Regions from separate parts of the Mus musculus genome. Here region 2 is linked to region 1. Evidence: chromatin contacts called from ENCODE Hi-C data. All regions are on one chromosome and are shown on one strand. The core of a region is the stretch at or near the end of the contact, and the rest is flanking DNA. Distances in the headings are between cores, read along the strand shown. Region 1 holds the start of Ipcef1 (interaction protein for cytohesin exchange factors 1). Region 2 holds the start of Cnksr3 (Cnksr family member 3).

What was found. A loop is a pair of places that touch in the nucleus more often than their neighbours do.
Region 2: a map of regulatory T cell shows a loop between it and region 1 (3-fold over the local background). The contact joins the promoter of Cnksr3 here to the promoter of Ipcef1 in region 1. A Hi-C loop is called at or near these places in 3 of 37 maps with a recorded cell type or tissue (T-helper 17 cell and regulatory T cell).

Annotation. Positions count from the first base shown.
Region 1 is chr10:6,978,550-6,983,920 of GRCm38, forward strand. It overlaps Ipcef1 (interaction protein for cytohesin exchange factors 1), which reads right to left and starts at 1,916. Exons shown (of 9, transcript NM_001170800.1): 1 at 1,698-1,916; 2 at 965-1,134. The coding sequence starts at 1,123. It also overlaps a transcript of Oprm1 not described here.
Region 2 is chr10:7,209,356-7,214,905 of GRCm38, forward strand. Cnksr3 (Cnksr family member 3) reads right to left here and starts at 2,882. Exons shown (of 13, transcript NM_172546.2): 1 at 2,277-2,882. The coding sequence starts at 2,328.

The sequences.
Region 1 (5,371 bases), core at 666-3,165:
ACTTAAGAAGGAAGTTGTATTTGTTTGGAAATCTACCCAGTCCTGGGTTGGCTTCATTTAGCACTGGTCCCTTAAATGGTTTAACAGAGCGTCTCTATGGGTATTTCTTCTACAACAAAGGGACCCCAGTTCTCTCAAGATCTGCAATGGATTCCCATTCACCAGAGTCAGTGACAGATCCACCAGCAAAGCTCTTCCACAACACTAACATTCCTCTCAGAATGTCTCTAGAGGCAAAGGACAATACAATAACTTCATTTCCAGCTCTTTTTCTACAGCCAAACCATGAAGCTCACCCCAGTAGCGTGTGCCCATCAAAGGATAAATTCAGCAACTATCTCAGTGAATGTTGCCCTCTACAATGCTTGGACACCAATGTCACCATGGAACAATGTCACCAGTCCCTCCACAAGGCTGGCATACAGGTTAGCCATCCCAAACCAACCCATCTCAGGAGAAGAGAAGGTAGTGGATAAAGGATGGAGATCACTCCCTGAACTGATGGATTAATATCCTCAATAGAGGGCAAAGCTGAGTCCCTTTTTAATAGACCTTAGCAATGCAACCTCCCCCACCACCACCACACACACACACACACACACACACACACACACACACACACACACACACACACACACAAATGATATCCAGACAGATCCTGAAACTATTAGGATCTCACAAAATAATAAAATCAGGGGAACCCGAGGGCTCTTTCCTTAAGCAAGGATATATTTAGGGCCCCTTTTCTTCCTCTCCAATCAGAATAATGAAGCCAGATGGCTTCTCCCGAACAGCACAGCTCATTAACCTACATGGTTCCTGGGGCAGAAATGAGTCCCCTAACAAATCTGCTAGCTTGCTCTGTTCCAACTCGCAGAGAATCCCTTCCGCATGGGCATCCTCCGGCCAGCACTCTGGAAGCCACGCTTTGGTAAAGGGGCTAGGGCAGGAGGAGGTCACTCACCATTTGATTGCTATACCAATACAGCGATGAGCCCTTCAGCACCACCCAGAACTTTTTCCATTTGTTGCTTAGAAAAGTTCCCTTTTCCTTTTTCTTGTACAGCCAACCCTGGCAGTCAGCGTGGCCCAGATCTTTACAGGATATCCTTCTCCGACTCATGTTGAAAAACCCTGCAAGAGTTGCATGGACAGGTGAGTGTGACCCGGACTCAGGTGACAAAATAAAAGGCAAGGTTTAGCTTTTTGCACGGCGAGGATTAGACGTTTTCATTCATGCAAAGTGAATATTTTTTTAAAAATCATGTATCTGTTCTATTTTTAAACCTCCATTCCGTGCCTAGAAAACCCGGGCAAAGACACTTATATGCAAGTATGGGTCTAAGAACCTGAGTTAAAGAGAGTAAGTTGAAAACGTTAGACTCAGGGGCTGGAAGCCACATTGTGGTAGACACGCCGGTTCTTCCCACAATAACAGAGGCAGTTATGCAATAGGAACGGAAGGGTTAAAGCCCACCTAGGAACACGGTGACTTCCCGGACTCAGTGCCAGCTTCTCAAAAAAAAAAAAAAAAAAAATTAATCTGGCACCCATCTCCTGATATTAAGATTCAGACAGTCAAGAATCTGATCCCCCCACCCCAACCCACCCCAAGGAGGCATCCAGGAGAGAGAGAGAGAAAAAAAATCACACTAACGGACAAGAAAGGAATAAAGGAACAAAAGGAATCGAATTACCTTGAGTTTTCTTCCTGGGCTTCTGACGCAAGGGAACCTGCTGGAAATGCAGGAAGGAAAGAAAAGAGAAAATTTCTGATTGTGTTGTAACATTTGTAAAGAGAGAGGGAGGGAGGGGGTGGCAGTGTTTATGAGCGGGGTGGATTCTAAAAAAGAAAAAAAGCCTCTCCAAGCAGAGCTCAAGGGAAGCTACCAGCTGAGGCACAAAATGTGCTAATTAGAATCGATATACATTGAGCCGAACCTGGGAAAAAGAGTAACAGGCATGTATGCACCGCTTCCTGTTTCCTCCCACAAGCAGCTCTTGCTACTGCTTAGGTTAGCATGGCACAGGCTTTGTTGAAGTTTGAAAACATCATGAAATACATTTCAAGAAACAATTATCTTTTCTTTCTCCCCTTAGTTTCTAAATCATATCAACTATTTTAAGTAAAACTGGAGAATAATTGTTTCCATCTCAAGCTATTAAATGCTCACATCACACTAACTTCGTGGTCTTGCTAATATGCAGGAAAAATTATTTATCTCTTCTTGGACTCTTCAGAGACTCTAAAGCCCCTCGATTGAGAATTTCTTATTTGCAGCCTAATATACATATCTCATTCTATCTTTATCTCTGAATATTTCTCACATGTCTTATAGAAGATAAATATTCAAATATTCAAATCAGACATGAGGATTTATACAAAATACACACATTTCTCACAGCACATTTTCATCAAGTCATATGAAATCAGATTCCAAAAAACACTGGGAATCCCAAAGGAAAAAATATGCTTGCAAATGCCTCTCCTGCTGTGTCTGTCTGTCTGTCTGTGTACATGTATGTATACAAACATTAGACAGAATTTTAGCTTTAGAAAACTTCATTTTTCTTCCACGGCATCTATGCTAAAATCCTTCAGGTTTAAATAGATTTCATTTATGTTAACAAGCAGAGATTTTTTTTTAATTTTTAAGCATTCAATTAAAATGTTCTAAAAGTTGGTAGGTAACTTCATGAAATGTATGGTTCTCTGGCTGCATCTGGCTAGAAGTCCACATATCTAACTACTGATGGATGGCAGCTGTGGCTCTGCCATATGTTTACAAGGGAATAGAACCTATACTGAAAATAGGAATTTTTTTAAAGCAACAGGCCAAGATTTAACAAGGAAAATTCACTCAATATTACCCAAGGAAAAGTCACTCTAAGCCCATAAATATGTATGTATGTATGTAAGTATGTATGCATGTGTGTATATATGTATGTAAGTTTGTATGTGTGTATATGTATGTAAGTACGTATGTGTGTATGTATGTATGCATGTATGTAAGTGTGTATGTATGTATGTAAGTTTGTATGTATGTAAGTATGTATGTATGCATGTATTTAAGTGTGTATGTATTTATGTAAGTTTGTATGTGTGTGTATGTATGTATGTATGTAAGTATGTATGTGTGTATGTATGTATGCATGTATGTAAGTGTGTATTATGTATGTAAGCATGTATGTATGTATGTATGTGTGTATGTATGTATGATTTCTAATCCCATAAGTCTCAAGCATATCTGCCAAGATTTATTTGTGAAAATATTCTGATAACTAAAAATCCTGTTCCTGTAAATAACCACATATCAATGCATCATGGAGTGTACAAAGATAAGCAAACACTTAATAAGCAAAACCCATCATCTTAGAGTAAGGATGACTCCCATTTCCCTCAGCAGGGAGGTTGGAGTTGAGGTTAAATTGTTTTTCTTCATGGATACAAGACCAGGGAAACCCTGAGTTGGCTTTGTTTTGTTTTGTTTTAGAAACATCCTTTCTTCCCTTGGATCATTGATTGATCTCTTTGAGGGCAATTTTTAAACAGATTCAACATGTGTCAGTCATGGCCTGCTAATCAAGTCTAAACACACTGTCCTGTTAAGGAGCTCCATCTATCTTTCCTTCCCCGAATATTTCCCACACTACCAACTTCTTGGTCTACGATTCTCTACTATTCCTTAGTCTCTGGGCTAATTTTTTATTTTTTATTTATTTTTTTTTTATTTTTACACCACTATCCTGAGATCAAGAAACCCAATTAGTACCTACTGGTCACACAATATTGTCCAAATTGAGTGCTGGGGCTGATGACACAGGTAATAAATGAACTTCCTTGTAGGTAAGACTTGGGGACTCTGGGATCCTAAAAGGCAAGCAAAGTAACTAAGAACCAGGGTTGTGGGAAAAAGCAGAGATGGCCAAGTTGATTCCTAGAAGGCTGGAAGCCCAGGTAAACAAGATGAAACTACATTGTTTCAAACAGCAACAGCAGCTTTTAAAAAGAACCCCCAAGTAGGACACAATGCCTGGGGAACAGCTTTGAAGTCTGGAAGGAAAGAACAGAAGAGGTTTTGTATTCTTTGGCTCCTGGTGCATGGAACAGGGACCTGAGTCTCCATTGTGTGATGGCTCCCAGGGACACTGCTGGCTCTTCAGCTCCACCATCAAGCCTAAGGTGGTTTCCAGAGAAATCCAAGTCAAAACTGTGCGTCTTCATGTCTCCTATTATCAGTCCCAGGTCTACAGCTAGATTCTTGCACTGAGTCTGGGTTGAGAGTTGGACATCCACATCAGGTCAACAGTCCCCTGAGCAGTGTTCCATCACTTCCAGCAAGCTCCTTGCCATCCAACCCTGCCCTGACAGCCCTTCCTCACGGCAAAGCTGCTAACTGAAATAACAAACTAGTGAGGGTTTCAGTTTCACTTGATAGATGTGACTATGAAACCCCCAACTGTTCTACAAGAAGTAATGAAAACAACCTTTGAGAGCTTTACAGAGTCTTAAGACACATTTTCCTCCTCACAACAGGAAGTGGAACCCATGAACTAGTCAGTTTCAAGACCTTCATGTGGCTTTCTCACTGGGTAGGTTGAAAACACTGACAGGCGATTGAGCAATTTATGAGACCATTTCAACCTTCACAGATATTTAAAGTTTAATGAGCTATTTCTCCCAACCTATTTTCTTCCTGTTTGAATGACATAGAGAAAACTGACATCTTATTCTAATAAATAAATAAGTTTTCTCTAAAATAGATCTAAAACTTGGGGGTCAATTCTCTAGGAAAATATATGCATAGTTTTTAATTGAAGAAAAGTAGACTTTTCTTTTGGCCTTGGAACAAGTGTCTCATTTGAGGGCTGAGGAGATGGCACAGTCAGTAAAGTGCTTGCTGAAAGGCTTGAGGGCCTCAGGTAGATGCCTAGAAACCATGCTTAAAATCCAGATGTGGTGATATGATTGTAATGCCAGTATTAGGGAGGCAGAAACATGCAGATTGCTGGAACTTGTTAGCTAGCCAGAGCTTCGGGACAATGAGAGACTCAAATAACAAAATGTATGTATGGTTTCTCAGAGTAATACCTGAGGTTGACCTTTGACCTCCCCCCACACACATGCAATTACTCATACATGTTCAATGATCCTAGTCTTTAGCAAGAATTACACAGTAATGTGTTGACATTCTAGTTTCATTTCTGTGAAACACCATGACAAAAAGCAAACTGTAGGGAGACGGGTTTATTTTAACTTATAATTCCAGCTTTAAGCCATTACTATTGAGGAAGTCACAAGTGTGGAAACCTGAAGCCACTGATCACATCACAGCCACATTCAAGAGTAGAAAGAAATAAATGCTTATAT
Region 2 (5,550 bases), core at 1,632-4,131, 230 kb after region 1:
ATGATAGCAAGAAACCTTCACGTAATAAGTCATGAAAGCTGGAAGAACATGGCCTCTTCCATTCAAGAGTTCAGCAAGTACACTTATTTATTTATTTGGAGATCGAAACACAAATAATTTCCACCTTTTAACTTACCTACTTCTTGTATGTATGTATGTATTTAAAGATTCTAATGCAAAGCATCCAGGCCAATCTTGGATGTTGCCATCACAGTATGTAACCTAAAATGAGTGAACATCCGGGGTCCTGAGCTCGACCACCACGACTGCTCGTTCAGGGCAGCACAAGAGTTTTCCTAGATGAAAGTATCCTCAACCAAGCCTTAAAGCCAAAGGTACCCCAAAATGTGTTTTAACATTTCTTCCTTTTAAATCAATGACAATAATAGGATGAGAATTAACATTTTTCTCCCTTCTAAGAGAAATGAAGGAAAAAACAAAGGGGAGAGAGGGCCTCTCTCTCTCTCCTGTGTGCCTGTTAACCATTTTTCTGTTACCTTATCAAGTCTGGCAGAGCCACAGGAAAGCCAGCGTGATCCTCTGACACCTCTTCATGAGACTAGAACAGTACCATAAACAAAGATAGAATATGAGCCATAAGCCTGAGCCATGTTACCACTAAACGTAGAAGCCCTAATTCAGAAAATAAAAAGTAAACAGTTGGAGTTAATTTTAGTAGTATATTTTATTCAAAATACCATCTCATCGATATGTAATAAGTAGGAAAATCGTTAATATTTTCTACTCCTTCTTCACACTGAGTCTCCAGACACCCTGTGCATTGCATACCTAGTACCTGGCAATAACAATCAGCCACATGTCAAGGACTTGAGAGTAAATGTAGCTACTGGCTCAGCAGGCTCTGAGGACCCCTCCATGGTAGTCAAGCAAGCCATCTGCTTCCTCTCAGCAAGCTAGCTGGAGCACCTGGTACCGTCTTCAGTACAAGTTACACTTCAAGTTAAGGGAAGGGGCTTAAAATAACTTAAGTCTACTGCTGCTAACCATGTTTTACTGCTCACTCAGCCAGAGTCACTCAGGCCTATGTAGTCATCCTTTTTCCCATGGCTTTACTTTGAGAGTCCTGGAAAAGTCTGGCCGATAGAAAAAACCTACTTCCTAAGACAGTATTCTGTGTTTTCCTCCAGAAGCCAGGGATAATCAGACATACACCAGACTCTTCACTACCTGGACAGCCCCTTTCCAGTGACCTATATAAGACACTGGCTTGAGAAATGACAGGATGGGGTTTCCATTGTCACAGACGGGTAGGGCAGCTTGAAAGATAATCTGAACACACCAGCATCACTGACTACTCACGTCTACTGAGACGAACAAAAACAAAGGGAGAGAGAGTGCTTAGCCAAGTCTTCACCTGGAAGACCAATGGGGGTTTGGGAGCAGGGGTGGATAACTTGAAACAGATGTTGAAGTGAGGAGGTGGGACCCCTGAGATTCCACTGGTTGATTTCGGTAAACTTTGTACTATTGAAAGAGGTCAAAGAGAGCTGAGTAACTCTAGCAACTATCCCTAGCAATCACGGGAGAGACAAGATAAAGTAACAGGGACCCTTCCACTCCTGCTACACCGTCCAGCACCCACTGAGTTTCCTCTTCCCGAGTACTGTACAGAACCAGACTGTAGTCCAGACACTCGGCTCCCTCTCAGTGCTTAACTGGCCTCAAAACGCTGCGCCCTTGGGGGTCCTGGCGCCTCCAGAGCTGAGTCCCTGCCTCTGCGGGAGTCCTGGCGCTAGGGTCCTCGCAGGCGCGAAAGCCCGTTCGCCCTCTCCAACCCAAACAAACAGGCTGGGCTGGCCGCAGGAGCCTTCGTCTACCTGCCCAACTGCCAGGTCACGCCCGCGAACTGCTCTGGGCCCGCAGCCTTTACTAGATCCAGGGCCAGGGGCAGTCACCCACACAAAGACGCCTTGTGCCTCTGCGCTTGGCTACAGGCAGCAAGTCCACCGTACCCGAACTGGCAGAGAGAGTGCCCTGGCGCCAAATCCCAAGCCCCACATTCCCAGCCAATCTTCCACGGAAAGGCCATCCCATAGCTCCCTGACTTAAATATAGGTGTCCAGTCGGCTGCAGTCAACGCGCACCCCCACCGAAAGAAACCGATCGGAGCAGGCGCACCAGAAAGAGACGCACAAGCCGCTCAGTAGAAGTTTGCTTTGTCGCCGGCAGGAGGGGCAGAGCACTCCAGTGCCCAACTCTTGGCCCGCCCCATCTCCCCGGCTGTAGGGCGCGGGGGTCCTCCACGGCTCGCTCACCTCTAGTCCAGTCCACCACTTGTTTGGGGCTCCACTTGGTCACGGGCTCCATGGTAAGCAGCTTCGCTGTCCGCTGGGCTAGGCAATCGACAGGAGTCCTGCAGCCTGCGCCCGTGGTTGTCCCCTGCGTGTGCCGGGAGTCCGCTCAAGCCTGCATGGCCGCAGTCAGCGGGCCATCGCGCTGCGGTTTCTGCGAGGGAAGCGCGGCCCTGGGTCTCTGCGCACGGGACAGCTATGTCCCGTACGGCTGCTCCCCGCAGCTACCGCTGTCCAGATGCAGTTCCCCCGACGCCGCTCTCTGCTACAGCTGCTTCTCCGCAACCACCGCAGCAGCGGGAGCAGGTTGCAACCTCAAACCCCAGGCCGGGGCTGCCCTGGCGTGGGACTCTTCTGGCCGGGAACTTCTAGGTCGGCTGGCCCTCCGCGGCTCCTGCGAGCGGTGTCCGTCCCCGAGGTCCCCACTCCGCGTGCGCCCCCGCCTCGAGCCTTCCCGCCAGTGGGTCCCACCTCCTGCGCCACCGTCGCGGGCCGCCCGGGCGGAGGAAAAAAGCGGAGCGTGCGCGCTCGGGTTGCAAAGTTTCTGCTCCGCTCGGCGCTGCCGGAATAAGAGAGGGGGCGGGGCGGAGCGGGAGCAACACGTGAGAGGGGCGGGGCCGCGATGACGTAGACTCCGGTTTCTTTCCCTCCTACGTCCCAGCTCCGGACGCCAGGGATCTACTTTTCCTCTTCAAGGGGTGGGCTGGAGCTGCAGCCTGAGTCCTGGAGAGCCGCTTGGCTCCGAAGAGGTCCCAGCTTAGTGGCAGCTGAATCCTGTAAACAGGTTTTTTTGTCTTTGTGTGTTGGTTTGAGATGTGTCTGTTCTCGTTTTTAAAAGCTTCGAGTCGCAATCTCGCCTTAGCTATTCAGCCTTTTAAGTTTCCTAAAGTAGGCCAGTTGTGTGTGTTTTGGACAAATGGATGGCGGTGTGCCACTGCTCCAAGGCCGCTACAGTGTATCAACTCTTCGGTTTAATAACACCAGAATGGCAGCTCTTTGAGTTGTGTTTTGACATAATGTAATAGTCATATTTTCAAAATGACCTAACGCTCGATTCAGATTAGTCATTAACCCTGAGGCGAAAGTTGTCAGCGAGCCAAAAAAGAAAAGAAAAAAAGAGAGAACCTTGCCTAGTTCAGCCTCTGACAGGGAGAGGAAAGCCCTTTCTGTACTACAAGCCTCAATTTGGAAGCAGAGCGCGGGTCTGGGGAAAACCCTATAACCGGTGTTTACCTCCCTCCCACACACATGCAGACACTCTTTTGGCCCTAGTGAAGTCTTCTTTCAATTATAGTTATTGATTTCCATCTTCCCCTGAGCAACTATTAACCCTATCCAAGGAGGAAGCTGCTTGTTATTGGGGTATATTGAGCTGGATCTGATCTTCCCCTTCCAACTACTTATCTTCTGAAGTAAGGGAGTGGCTAGTGTTTATTGATTCAGTAAATACCCGCAGTTGCTTTCCCTGCACCAACCACTGCGTTCATATTTCCTCTGTTAGGATAGCTGCTCTCTATTACACGTGAGAATCACTGCTAGCACCCAGCTATCTGTTGTATAGTGAGTGTTTTGGGTGTACAGCGTACACACTGTCTTAGCCTTCCTGAGCAATTCGTCTATGCAATGGAGAGGTACAACTATCAAAAATAGCGATTTTTTTTTTTTAACCAAGAGTAATTACCCAACCCAGAAACTTGACACCGGCCATGAGAAAATTCCTGGTAGAGTAGCTGCCCTCTTTTTAAGAAATGATCTTTGACATCTGTCTTTCCTTAACCATCTTGACCTCTGCACAGTGGGAACTGTGCCTACAGTTTCGAAAATAGCTATATGATTAGATGACCAAGCAAGTAATTCATCTATAAACAGTGCTGCCTTCCAAAGGGGACACAGTAGTAACGAAGTTGAAAGACGATGAATCTGGCTGCATAACCCCTGGAATCACAAAGAGGAGCAAATGCTATCAAATGCTTTCGCTGTAGAATTTTCCTTGATGTTTGACAATGTTCTCTTGTTCCTTTGCATCTGTTGCATTAAAAGCTGGAGTTCCAGAGTCCAGTTTGCTGAATTTCATCCCACAGATAACACAATCTATACTCGGCGCATAAGCAGAATATGCAAAGAAAGCCAAGTTAAAAATCTCTGACCAATTAACTATCTAAATGAATTAGCAACATGTTTACTCCTCCAGTCCTGCAGGCTAATTGCTATGTAAATAAGGCCTTCTACCTTAATTATAGCTGTTAGCCTGTGAAAGTTCTAGGGTGTGCTGACTGCCAGCCCAGATGTAAACTTTACATAGAAAGTTTGGCACATCAAAGAGGAGGGATTTTTAGATAAGCAGCTATGGAAATTGGTGTATATGCAAAAGCGATCAGTTATACACTTGCCAGTTTTCTTCCTGCTTGTCCCTGGTGGTGTGGTTCCTTGGTACCCACACTCTTCAGCAGGGGCACCCTTCCTCCTTTCTGCCTTGATGCTGCCAGGGCTCCTCCAACATTAGGAAATGGACAAAGCTTTTGACTGAATTTGATATGTTACAGTGTGGATACAAGAACCCAGTCTTCTGTGTTTCCTTGCATCTCCTTTTCTTGGCCAGCCGCCTTGCGTGTTTAGGTCATTTATTCAATCAACAAAATATGTTGTAAATGCTCCTGCCATACTGAATTGAGTATGAAGAAGATTAAAGATCTCACAGCTAGTGACTCTTGGATATCATGGGACTTTGCCAGGAAGGGTTTTCTTCTGTCACCTTTAGTCAGAAGACAAAGACCAAGGGGGTATAGAGGGGACATGGACCAGCGAGTTTGGGAATCAGTTTCACATTAATAATTTGAGTCTCTCAAAATTTATTGGTATTAGTTGAGAAGTAGGACCTAAGCACTTTAGAGACAAAGTTATTACTATAAATACTGAGTAAACACACGAGTAAAAAGACTCGAGCCCCTTCCCGGTTCAAAACTCTTCCCATAGTGAGAGAAATGTGGCAGCATTCAAAGGCCACTCCATTTAAAAGCTGCTTCAAATGCTTCTCCTCTCACCTAAGGCCCCTTCTCTTGATGGTTGTCTCTCTGTCACAGTGTTCCTTTTCCAAATCAGACTATTTAGAATCAGTTCATCTTTCCCAGGTATAAATTGACTCATGTTGTTTCTCTTTCAGCTTGCAAGACAGCAAGTAATCCTGCGAGTTCCACCAGACATATATCCCAGAGGGGGCAAGTGTTCTCTATGATGTCAC